Linked DNA regions of Homo sapiens: region 2 is linked to region 1. Evidence: read pairs that join two places in POLR2A ChIA-PET (ENCODE). Cell type or tissue: B cell. All regions are shown on one strand. Each heading gives the region's core, and the rest is flanking DNA. Links, peaks and the distances in the headings are about the cores only. Region 1 has its middle 30 kb from the start of BCORL1. Region 2 overlaps ZNF280C (zinc finger protein 280C).

Region 1 (6,405 bases), core at 893-5,892:
GAAGTGGGCAGATTGCTTGAGCACAGGAGTTTGAGACCAGCCTGGGCAACATGGTGAAACCCTGTCTCTATAAAAAATACAAAAAAATTAGCCGGGTATGGTGGCGTGTGCCTGTTGTGGTCCCAAATACTTGGGAGGCTGAGGTGGGAGGATCACCTGAACCCAGGAGGTTGAGGCTGCAGTGAGCCATGATAGTGCCACTGCACTCCAGCCTGGGCAATAGAACAAGACCCTGTCTCAAAAAGAAATTATTGCCGGGCATGGTGCCTCACACCTGTAATCCCAACACTTTGGGAGGCTGAGGCCAGCGGGTCCCTTGAGCTCAGGAGTTTGAGACCAGCGTGGGCAACAAAGCGAAACCCCGTCTCTACTAAGAATACAAAAATCAGCTGGGTGTGGTGGCAGCCACCTGTGGTCCCAGCTACTCAGGAGGCTGAGGTGGGAGGATCGAATGAACCCAGGAGGCGGAGGTTGCAGTGAGCTGAGATCGCACCACTGCACTCCAGCCTTGGCAACAGAGTGAGACCTTGTCTCAATAAAATAAATATTTGTTTTCTTCTCTCTGTCTTCTAAACTTTTGATAATGAGCATCTGCTTTTTGCCTTTTCCCAACAGTCCCTTTCCTCATCTAATTAATCCTTGGATTAAGAATAAAAGGAAGCATTCTCTCTTGCTCCTTAGAATTTGTGATCTCTTTCTCAGTAAAGCCCAGAGCCCCTGGTGGGGAGGCACTCTGTCCCCAGTCCTGAGCACAGAGGGGCACACAGTGATGTTGAATAGATGTTTATAGAATAAAGGACTGAATGAAGGAATAAATGAGTAACAGTCACAAAAAGGTTGATCGTGATGACGCTACTGGCTTGTATACACAAGGTGTTTGGTGAGGGAACAGTTTTTCACTACAACGTTGAGAAGGGTGCCCTTAGATCTACAGCCTTCCTACAAGACTTTGGTCCCCTTGCCCTGGGCTCCCAGCCAGCAATTTCTCAAGTGATATCCCTAGCCTTTGGGACCCCACGTTCTGGGCTGCCACCCAGTGGGCTTGTAGCCATGTCCTTCTCCCCACTGAAATACCCCTGTGTTTGTCAGGCCCCAATTCCTAGTGCAGCCCAGTGGTAGCCAGAGTGGACAGTGGTCTAAGCTCAGGGAGATGATGCTGGATTCCCAGGGCCCTTGGGAAGCCCCCTGTGGCGAACAGGGAGTTGACTGAATTTTGCAAACTAAAAAGAATAACATGACCAGGTGCAAGTGGCTCACGATGCCTATAATCCTAGCACTTTGGGAGGCCGAGGCGGGTGGATAGCTTGAGCCCAGGAGTTCGAGACCAGCCTGGGCAACATAACAAACCCCATCTCTACAAAAAAATACAAAAATTAGCCAGGTGTGGTGGTGGGCACCTGTAGTCCTAGCTACTTAGGAAGCTGACGTGGGAGGATCACCTGAGCCTGGGAAGTGGAGGCTACGGTGAGCCGTGTTTGTGCCACTGCACTCCAGCCTGGGTGACAAAGAGAACCTGTCTCAAAAAAAAAAAAAAAAAAAAAGGAATAACAGATAAAGTGATTCACATGATTAAGATGCCAATAGGAAAGAATCAAGATGCCCAAAGAACACCTGACCTGCTCATAGGGACCTGGAATCTGGAGTTGGAATCCCTGACTGGGCTTTCCAACCTGTGATTCCAATTGTGAGCCCACATGTGTGACAAGAGAGAAAGGCAATGCCAAGGCAAACCTCTCAGTGCCCCTGGACCATACTTACTTAGAGTGGGTGGCTACCTCCTATCCTTGTGGGGCAGGGGGACAGGGGACAGGATACTGACTTCATTTCCTTCTGGCCCGTGTTTCCTCAATGGAAAAAGCAGGCTGAGGAAAGTTTTCATGGGACTGGTAGCACTTTGGAAAATCATAGCCAATTCCCAGTAATCACCACCAACGATGGGCCAGCAGTAGGGCCTGCAATTAAAGAAAAATAGTAATGTTTACAATCCAATTTGTTTTATTTTAGTTAATTAATGTATTTATTTTTGAGGAAGAGTCTCTCTATGTCGCCCAGGCTGGAGTGCAGTGGCGCAATCTTGGCTCACTGCAACCTCCACCTCCCAGGTTCAAGCGATTCTCCTGCCTCAGCCTCCTGAGTAGCTGGAATTACAGGCACCTGCCACCATGCCCGGCTGATTTTTCTATTTTTAGTAGAGACGAAATTTCACCCTATTGGCCAAGCTGGTCTCAAACTTCTGACGGCACCCGGCCCCAATTTTTGTTGTTGTTGGTGGTGGTGGTGGTTTTTTGTTTGTTTGCTTGTTTAGATGGAGTCTTGCTCTGTCACCCAGGCTGGAGTGCTGGGGCGATCTTGGCTCACTATAGCCTGTGCCTCCCAGGTTCAAGCAATTCTCCTGCCTCAGCCTCCCGACTAACTGGGACTGCAGGTGTGTGTCACCACGCCTGGCTAATTTTTGTATTTTTAGTAGAATCGGAGTTTTGCCAGGCTGGTCTTGAACTCCTGACCTAAGGTGATCCACTCGCCTCGGCCTCCCAAAGTGTTGGGATTACAGGCGTGAGCCACTGCACCCAGCCCCCAGTTTGTTTTAAAACAACAGATTTACCTTTATAATTAAGAACCAGTTCAGGTTCCTGTTAGAAGCGGCCAGCCTTTGTTCCAGTCTTTCTCCCCTGAATAATCCTTCCACCTGCCCCTACGGCCCTTGGGTTCCAGAGCTCTCAGCCTTCAAGGCCTGCCCAAATCCTACTTTCTCCAAGAAGTCTTCTAGTTCCTGTCATTTCTCCTTTCTCCATACTCCCTCTGGCATTTTGCTAGCACAGGGCACAGACCCTTCCACTGTCAGCCTTTTCTGTCTGTCCGTGACCTCCTCTCCCTCTAGAGTAAAAGCTTCCAGAAGGCAGCTCAGCCGTTTGGCCCATCTCAGCAGCTTCTTGGACCTAGTACAGTGGACTCCTCCGCCAGCCTCATTTGTTGTTGCCCAGTGAAACGGACAGAGTGGAATGGGGCCTACCCAGGGCCCCAACTCCCAGAAGGCTTGGAGTGGGGGACTGTAGGGTCCTGGAGATTCCAGATTCCAGAGGCCCTGGGGAAGCCCCCTGTGGATAACAGGGAATTGCTTGTATTTTGCAAGCTAAAAAGGGGTATTAACCAGGCCCAATTACAGCCCCACTGGTCGTTTCAGGAGTGGGGAAGCGTCAAAACTAGCTGCCTGGGCAGAGTGAGATAGCGAGAATAAAGGGCTCCTTCTGCCGGAGGACGGGCTCTCTGGCCCCCATTCGGTCACTGGGTCCCCCAAGTGTGAGGCCAGAGAGTTGAGACTGGGGAAAATAAGGAAAGGGAAGAGGAGAGCCGGGCCGCCCTCCCCTCCTCCCTCCCGCTCTCCTTTCTCTCGCGGTCCACGCTGGCCTCCCTCTTGGGCTCTTTGTCTGTCGGTCTGTCCGTCGGCTTTCTCTCGCGCTGCCTCTCTGCGCGCTCGCTCACTCGCTCGCTCTCTCTCTCTCTCTCTCTCTCTCTCTCTCTCTCTCTCTCTCTCTCTCTCTCTCTGCCTCTTCGGCTCACGTGACCGCTTGCTCTCAACGGCTCCGATCACCTCTTCCTGAGGCAGCACCTTTCGGTTGGTAACAGGAGACACTCGCTTGTTGGGGGCAGGATGGGTTTCCTTCCTCCGCTTTTTCCTCCTGGCCTTCTCGGGCAGTTCCAGCCGCTTCTCTCTGGCGCAGCCTCTGGCCCTCCACCCCTCCAGCCTCTCCCAGCCCCCATAGTGCTCGTTTACTCTCCCCTTCCCCTCCGCACCACCCCCCCACGCCCACCGGGGCCTCCCTCCTCCCCGGCAGCCAGCCCACTTTGGGGAGGGGGCTTCGGCGCAGGGGACAGACAAAAGGGCCTGGACGGACCCGGGGGCACCCCTCTGCAGCTCCCCACAACCACGTGGCCCCTCCCTCCTCGGGCAGCCGGCAGCTTCCCCCTCCCCTGCCCAGCCGGAGGTCTGGGGAGTTCGGGCCCCGAAGCATCCTTCCGGGCCTCGCTGGCGCCAATCGCTCCGCCGCGGGTGCTGAGCCTCCGGGTGCTTCGAATACCAAGGAATGCACCGGGCATGGGTGGGGGACATGCTCCGGGGGCGGAGGCAGCTTTTTCGGTTCCCAGGCTGGAGAACGGCCAGCCAAAGGGAGGAGACTCGGCCCCCGCCGTCGGAAGGTTCCCGGTACAGTGGGGTTGACAAGATCTCCAACCTCAGGGAGCTCCAGGTCTGATAGGAGAGACCCAGTCTCTCTCCCTTTAGCAGTTCAAACTCAACAGTAAGGATGAATCCAAAAGTGGGATGAAGGTGCCCTGCAAAAGCAGAGCTGGCCTATGTATTCGTGAACTTCTGGCTGAACCAGATTGTTTTTGGGCCATGTTGTCCAGCACTTAGCGAGCTGCCCTTCCCATCCTACCAACTCCTGCCACCAAAAGTTGGAATGGAAAGTGAGCTCCTTCCCATTCCATACCGTGGTAAAATTTAAACAAGGCCATTGAAGATGAAGGTTATCCAGTAAATCAGCCAAAACATTCACAAAACATTCTCAAAGCAGCCTCTGTAAATGCACTCTTAGCTAGGGTCTAGAGCCATGGCACTAGCCTGGCCCTAGATACCATGTGTATGCATTTTAGAGTCTTCGGAGGTACTGTTCCCCTGAGTCTCCCCCTCGCCACCCGCTGACCACTTAATACCATTTTAGTCAACAAGGCTAAGTCCCCTCAGGGGATATGCCTGTGGCCAGAGCCACACTTGGTGCACTTTAGGCATAGCCCTGGCCAATCCCAGAACAAAAGACCCAAATGCTGGGAGGGGAGGGGTGACAGAAAGAATTCCATCTCTCCAGTATCTTAGGGAGGGATTTGAGCCGAGAAGGGCCTCAGGCTTGACAGGGACCAGCAGAATAGCACTTGCCTGCAACCAAACCTAGTAAGAATGGCCACCACAACTACTATTTATTGAACCCTCACAAACTGCCAAGTACATAGCACACTAATCCCAATAACAGTCTTATATGGTAGGTACTATTATTATCCCCGTTCAACAGATAAGGCAACTATGGTTCAGAGAAGGTAACTTGAAGAGGTCACACAGCTGGTTAGTGGCAGAGCTGGGTTTGGAATCCAGGTCTGGCCAATGCCCAAGTCCAGCTCTCTAATCACTATACTACCCAACCTCTTTCCCACAAAGAGTGATTCTAAAACTCTCCCAGAAGCAACAGAGACAACTGGGTCAGGGCATGGTCTTGCTGGAAACTGGCTATTTGCCAAAATGTAGAGAGGTCAACAGGCGCCCAAAGTCACCCTGCTGGCTTTGTAAATGCCACAGAGACTCCCACATAAAAGTCCAGACTCCTAGATTCCTAACCTAGAATGCAAAGGAGACATCCTATCTGCCCATCCCCACAGACATCATCCCACTTCCGGTTTCTGTCTTCTGGGTAGCAGTGAGGTTTTCAGGATGCCAGGCTAAGGGTGAGCTTCTTGGAGGCAGTGTTGTGGGGATGGGCTTGATAATGGACCCCCGCTGCCCTACCCCCAGTCCTCCCTGGAGGGAGGACAAATAGGCCCATTGATTTGAAACTCTCCCAGAGGGCATTAGAGTAATGACTCTGGACTGTGTGATGCCTACACCCGCTTTGACCTGCTGACTGACCCCTGCCCTGGGAGGTTCCAAAGGCCACAAATCTCAGTTGCTTGTGGGCCATGTGGTTTGTGGCTGTTTGTAGTATTGGAGGGGAGGGGGAAATGAGGGGGGTAAGATACACTGCTTCTCACTGTGCTGGGCTTCCCAAGAGAACTAGCAAGGGGTGGACAGGGCCCCTTCTAAACACTGCCAAGACACACTGCAACTACTGATACGGGCTCCATCATTTATTTTTGAAAGCAGGAGGGCTCCTGGCTCATTTGCATAAATGTTTGCACTGCCTGCTATATTTTGATTTGGAAGAAGGGCACCAGGGCACAGAATATACATAACAGATTTGTAACTGGGCAGCTTGATCCTGTCCCTGGCCAGGCGAGCCAAAGATGGCCCCTCACCCTTTGTGTCTATTTTTGAAAGCCCCTCTTAAGTGCAAAGCCCAGCACCAAGGATGGGTGGCAATAGAAAGACCTCGCCCTGAATGGGGTGCTTCTAAGCCAGGTGTGTAGGTGGATGGGTAGATAAGGCAGCACTTGACTTGAAAAAGGGATGAACGGGCATGGTGGCTCACACCTGTAATCCCAGCACTTTGGGAGACCTGAGGCATGAGGATCACTTGAGCCTAGGAGCTTGAGACCAGCCTGGGCAACAGAGAGAACTTGTCTCTACAAAAAACATGTTTTTGAGAATTAGCTGGACATGGTGGCGCGCACCTATGGTCCCAGCTACTTATGAGGTTGAGGTGG
Region 2 (6,405 bases), core at 862-5,861, 290 kb after region 1:
GTAAAATATTTAAAAAATTTATTCCAAACGTTTAGAGAAACATTTTTAATGTTTTTTAAAAAACTTAAGATGTGTAATGGAAAATTCAAGTTGGTTCTTTTTCCACCGAACAAACTAACAGGTGGTTTAAATTATCTTGTTTACTCCCTATATACAAAGTAGAAACAACTAATGTTGAATGATAATACCTCACTCATTCATATGAAAAGGTTTAGAGTTAGTATAATGACTTTCAAAGTATGTTCCCCTTAATCCAATGGGTCTATCTTAGAAAATGTAATGGGTATGTCAGATAAAGAAACTCTGCTTTTATGTTTTATTAATTTCTGCATAAATTTTATCTGAGTAAGAATTTCATTGCTAAAGATAGTTCTGAGTTTGAGAGCCACCACCTTAAAGACCAAAGGATTATATAATTCAGGGCATTCCCAAGACATGTGGGGCTATTTAGGCTATAACCAGACCCAGCAAAAGTGATTTTTGAAAATAATATACGATTGTACTTTGTGATAAGGGTTCTAAAACTGCATGTCGTGTTTTAAAAGCTCACAACTGTACATTAATAGGAGAAGCAGTAGAGTAGATATATGCCAGGAAAGTAAGTATTACATTAATGGGTTCCTCTGTTAAATCTGTGTTTCATTCTTTGAGATAAAAATGATTTTTTCCTTAAACAGAAATGATTTTTTCCATCCTCAAAGCACATAATTACTGCCAGCTATATTGAAGGCACCTAAGACTAATTTTTGTGTAATCACTAACATTTTTTCTGAGATGCTTAGGTTACTTTAACAACCAATGAGTGCTAGTACTTTGGACTAGGCAACTGATTATATAACCAGCTGGATAATAGACTGTTTTAATATATGCTTATTTTAAGCATGATGAATCTAAGTTAAATAAAATCAACCTGAGCTCAATAGTTTTAAATTCTGACCCTTTAGCTTACTTATTTGTGTTGTGTTTGGCTTGCGGTGTTCCCTACCTCAACTCTTCTTATCTGTGCTAATAAAAATCCTATCCTCATTCTTCAAAATCAAGTTCAAATCCAACTTTCTCTAAGAACTCTCCATGATCATCTTAGACAGGAGTCCATTAATCATGCTTCTGAACATATAGCACATATTATCATGCATGATTATCATTCTAACAACTGTTTATTGTCAAATCCTTTAAAATTGATAATGCATTTTTCACTTTCCACTTATTTTATTTGGGCCTCAAAGAAGCCCTGAGATAAAGAGAGCAAGAATTAAAATTGAATATCCAAATGGCTGGCTCATTTCAGGTCTGGAGAATAAATGCTTTATGTGAGAAAAATGAAAGTATTTTAATAATGTGAGAAAACTGAGGTATAAAGAGGTTAGATGACTTGATAAAAGCCACAAAAATCTTTAGAATAAAGGCTTAAACCTGTACCTTCCCAATCAACTATAATCCTATTTACTATTCAGGACAAAGTCCCACTCTCTGCTGTATTAATCTTAGAGAGAGAGTAGGAGTCACTGTCTTTACCCTTTGGAAGCTTCAAGAATTCAGACTTTTTCCATGAATAAAGATCATGTGCTTTGCAAAACCCGAGTTAAAACAACTGTTTTATCTCCCTGTTTGTTTCGGTTCTTGGCTATTTTACTATCTAGATAAGTGACACCTAGATAGGTGAATATCAAACCAAGTAATATAAAAATGGGAAAATATTTTTGGCATTCATATGACTATAATTTTTTTGTTTTGGTTTGGTAAAGGTTATATACTAATTTATGAGTAAATAATTACATATGCAAAAAAATTGTGTTCCTCTTTCCATTTAGTGAAACATATCAAACTAGGTAATATAGAGAATAGTAATTGCTTTGATTATAGGGAATTTTTCAATGAGACAAAATTCCTTTATTGGCATACTATTTTAGGTTAATGAAGAACTTTGTTATGGTGGACATCAAAGAACTGTAACACTTCAATTGGAAAATTTCCATTATTACTTCAAAGTATATTTACTGAGTACTTACCATGTGGAAATCACTGTTTCTTTAGTTCGTTCATTTTACAATACTACTCTATAATCATATTTAACTATCATATCCACATCATTTATTTGAATAGAAAGACATTAGCATATTGAGAAATCAACTATAACCATGCACGTTTTCTCATATTAAGTGTCTTCCAAATAATTACTACTTGTTTTCGCAGAGTATTTAAGGCATCAGGGGACTTCCTTGACTCACAGAAATTATATTAAGATTGTTCAGTCCATGGCTGGTTCCAAGTGAAAAAGAGTGCAAAGAATATGTGCTAGCCAACTTAATAGAAATAAATAAAACATTCTATCACTAAATACAATTTTCTATATCACCCAAGAAAGGCATTCAGGAATGATTAGCTCTATTCCATGTTATAATATATGAAAAACTTAACATGAAGGTATGGGCTTCAAAACAGAAATTCAATTCCATATGTATATTCGACAAGTCTCTTTTTATAATTTTTATGAAAGAGTGCTAAACCAAACCTTCTCTAAAAATTGCTGGTATGTCTTGGGATGGTGGTAGTGATTCCTGGGTCGAGTCAAACAGTAAAATTGAAGAATTATCCGATCCAACTTGTGAATTCTTTGTAAAATCCTGTAAAAATTTATAATTATTTTGTTTCATAAACTTTTATAGAGATAAATTTAGCTGTATGTCAATACTATAAAGAATCTTAATAACTCAATTACTAATATGGTATAAAACACAAAGGTAATTATTAGTCTCTGCCAAAATTAGCATCTACTGGGTGAGGAGTATATGGGAACTCTGCATTATTTTTGTAATTTTTCTGTAAATCTAAAATTAGTTTGAAATAAAATGTTAAAATTTAAAAATAATATTACAGGCAAAGTAGAGGTTATATTTTGGAACAACTTTTCTGCAAGGAAATTTTAGCAGTATCTATATCAAGGGCTTTTTAAAAAAAGTTCATATTCTTTGGTCCAATTATTCCAATTACTCAATTTCTAAGAATCTATGCTAAAGAAATGAAAATGTTTAATGAAGAATGATTTATAATAGCAAAAATTGAAAACCTGTATGTATAACAATAAAGAAATGACTAAATAAATTAAATGATACTATCACATAACATCATGTTTTTGGGAAATACCCAATGACAAAGAACAATGTTCCCAGTACAATGTTCAGTGAAAAATGAGGAATAGATATCAAATATATATTAATATGGTCCCCTGACTGATATACTCTAATGTCACCCTAACCATCTACAGAAAACGAAAATCAAAATACAGTATATATTCTTCCCTGTCTCTTTTCTAACCTATCCCTCCTTACACAATACTTTTATAATGAGGATATAAAGATTTTGCTTGCTTGTTTTGTGCTTACACTTTGAGAGATGATTAGGTTTTAGACTATGACTTAATTGTAACCAAGTGCAATCTTACCACAAAGTAAATATTTTCTCTAAATATTTTTTATTTAAAAGTTTAAAAGTGGAAAATATCCGTTTGCAATTTCCAAAAATAGTTAACAGAAGTTCCTCTGAATAAAGGTAACACTTTCAACCTTTTCTGAGGTGACATCTCTGATAAATTAAGTACCACAATTTCGGAAAGCAGACACATTATTCAACAAACAACCTGTTAAATAATTCTCCAATTGGGAATTTCTTATGTCTCATAAAATATTTCAGAAAGATAACAAATGTAACAGTAAGGCAGACTAGGCAAGAGGCTGAGATTCAGAAGACCTGTCCATTTATTTAACTATGTTACCTTGGGCAAGCCACTTCTGAGCTTCAAGTTATTTACCTTTCCAACTGAAATAAGAGCCACTAATAATTATGTATTTAAAATGTACTTGCCTCTTTCACAGTACATGTATTTTATTAATAGTTGTCATAACAGTATGAATAAAGACCTAATATTATCTCACATTTTATAAATAGGTAAACTAAAATTTCTCGTAGTTAAGGTTCCCAGTACAACCCAGCCTGTTACAGATGAAGGAGCTGGAATCAGAACTAAGGTCCGCCTGATTACAAAGCCTGTGTCCTTAAGCTATATCTTTAAAAGAGATAATAATAATACTCACTTTAAAAGAGATAATAATAATACTCTCCTTCCCTGCCTGAAAGAACTGAGATACAGATAATGAAATAGATTTAAATTTTTAAATAAAATTTCCTTATGTAGGATTCTCAATTCATTCGAGAATATCTGTCTGTCATTCTCAACTCTGGCTGCACATTACAGTCACTTGGAGAGTTTTACAATGTCAACACAGTGAAGAGCACAAATGTCTACGACAATAGTTTTAATCCCACAGATCCCTGAAAGAGACTTAGGGAACCGTAAGGGTACACCACTGCTCTAAGGCAATGCTTCCATTTAAAAAGTACATACTTAATGGGGCTGAGTGCAGTGGCTCACGCCTGTAATCCCAACATTTTGGGAGGCTGAGATGGAGGATAGCTTGAGGCCAGGAGTTCAAGACCAGCCTGGGCAACACAGTGAGAGCCCCATCTCTAAAAAAAATTAAAAGCCAAATTAGCTGGGCATGGTGGTGCATGCCTGTAGTCCCAGCTACTTAGGAGGCTAAGTGGAAGGATCGCTTGAGCCCAGGAGTTGGAGGCTGCAGTGAGCTATGATCATGCTACTACATTCCAGAGTGGGTGACAGAGCAAGACCCTGTCTCTAAATAAATAAAGTATATGCTTAAATGTATAAATGGATGTGTGTATACACATGTTTAAAATTCTGGGTTAACCTGGATTGAAATACCAGATCCATCATTTACCAGCTGTGTGTCCTTGAGTGAATCATTTATCCTCTCTGAGCCTGAGTTTCCTCAACTATAAAATGGGAATAATAATAGTGCCCATCTCAGCTGGGCGTGGTGGCTCACGTCTGTAATTCCACACTTTGGGAAGCCGGGGGGGGGCGGGTGGCAGATCACCTGAGGTCAGGAGTTCGAGACTAGCCTGGCCACCATGGTGAAACCCTGTCTCTACTAAAAATACAAAAATTAACTGGGTGTGGTGGTGCGTGCCTGTAATACCAGCTACTCGGGAGGCTGAGGTAGGAGAATCTCTTGAACTTGGGAGGCAGAGGTTGCAGAGAGCTGAGATCACATGACTGCACTCCCACCTGGGAGACAGAGCAAGACACCGTCTCAAAAAAAAATAAAATAAAAAAATAAAAATTGTGCCTACCTCATAAAGATGCCATAAGAATTAAATAAGATTAGCACAAAGACTTGTACATATTAACAGGCCAGTAAATGTTAAGTATTATCATTATCTATTACTTTTATTAAAAGTTTTTAAAGCTAAACTATGAAAGTATGATTTCAGAATAAGCAATAATGACTTCAGAACACTCTTTCCAATTTAAGAACACTTGTTTTAGTTTATTAACTTAAAAATGTGGCCATTATGCATTATTCATGTTGCAATACATTTTAGTTTTTTATTTTGTTGTTGTCTTTTTGAGATGGAGTCTCACTCTGTTGCCTGGGTTGGAGTGCAGTTGTGCGATCTCGGCTCACTGCAACCTCTGCCTCCCAGGTTTAAGCAATTCTCCTGCCTCAGACTCCCAAACAGCTGGGACTACAGGCATGCGCCAACACGCCTGGCTAATTTTTTTTTATTTTTAGTAGAGACGGGGTTTCACCACGTTTGCCAGACTGGTCTTGAACTCCTGACCTCAGGTGATCCACCCACCTCGGCCTCCCAAAGTGCTGGGATTACAGGCATGAGCCATTGCGCCCAGCCTTTATTTTTTTTATTAAATAGAGACAGGGTTTCACCATGTTGCTCAGGCTGGTCTCGAACTACTGAGCTCAAGCAGTCCACCTCCTTCAGCCTCCCAAAGTGCTAGGATTACAGGTGTAAGCCACTATGCCCAACCTGATCATACTTTTTCACTCATATTTAGATAGTATAGTTTTCAATACTGTATTTAAGCATATTAGCTGATTTATTAATATGTTGGACAATTCCTGCAGTTATTATTTTGGGTTTTGGTTGAGTTATATCATAAAGATGGGGATTATTTTTCTACTGAAATGGTAACTAGCTATGACAGTTCACAATTTTTTGGGTTTGTTTGTGTTGGCTTTTGTTTTTTTCTTGAATCAGGATCTCACCCTCTCACCCAGGCTGGAATGCAGTGGTATGATCTTGGCTCACTGCAGCCTTGACCTCCAGGGCTCAAGCAATCCTCCCATCTCAGCCTCCCGAGTAGCTGGGACTACAGGTGGTGCACCACTATGCCCAGCTAATTTTTTGTATTTTTGTAGAGATGTGGTCTTGCCATGTTGGCCAGGCTGGTCTCGAACTCCTGGGCTCAAGCGATCTGCCTGCCTTGGCCTCCCAAAGTACCAAAGATTACAGGCGTGAGCCACT

The links. ChIA-PET counts read pairs that join two places held together with the same protein. Peaks named below come from ENCODE experiments on the same cell type or tissue, not always from the same donor. Only the 100,000 strongest peaks of a DNase experiment are listed, where the experiment ranks them.
Region 2: POLR2A ChIA-PET joins it to region 1 with 10 read pairs; 2 of 35 experiments call an interaction of 5 or more read pairs at or near these places.

What each region holds. Positions count from the first base shown.
Region 1 is chrX:129,949,312-129,955,716 of GRCh38, forward strand. No RefSeq gene overlaps it. Among named protein-coding and RNA genes, the nearest start is that of BCORL1, 30 kb to the right of the region's middle. RefSeq lists an enhancer at 3,537-4,267. In B cell, for the core only: no CTCF peak of the experiment used is centred there; a DNase peak (open chromatin) is centred at 3,530; H3K4me3 peaks cover 1,246 bases; H3K27ac peaks cover 491 bases.
Region 2 is chrX:130,237,070-130,243,474 of GRCh38, forward strand. It overlaps ZNF280C (zinc finger protein 280C), which reads right to left. Exons shown (of 19, transcript NM_017666.5): 6 at 2,513-2,624. Among named protein-coding and RNA genes, the nearest start is that of ZNF280C, 29 kb to the right of the region's middle. In B cell, for the core only: no CTCF peak of the experiment used is centred there; no DNase peak of the experiment used is centred there.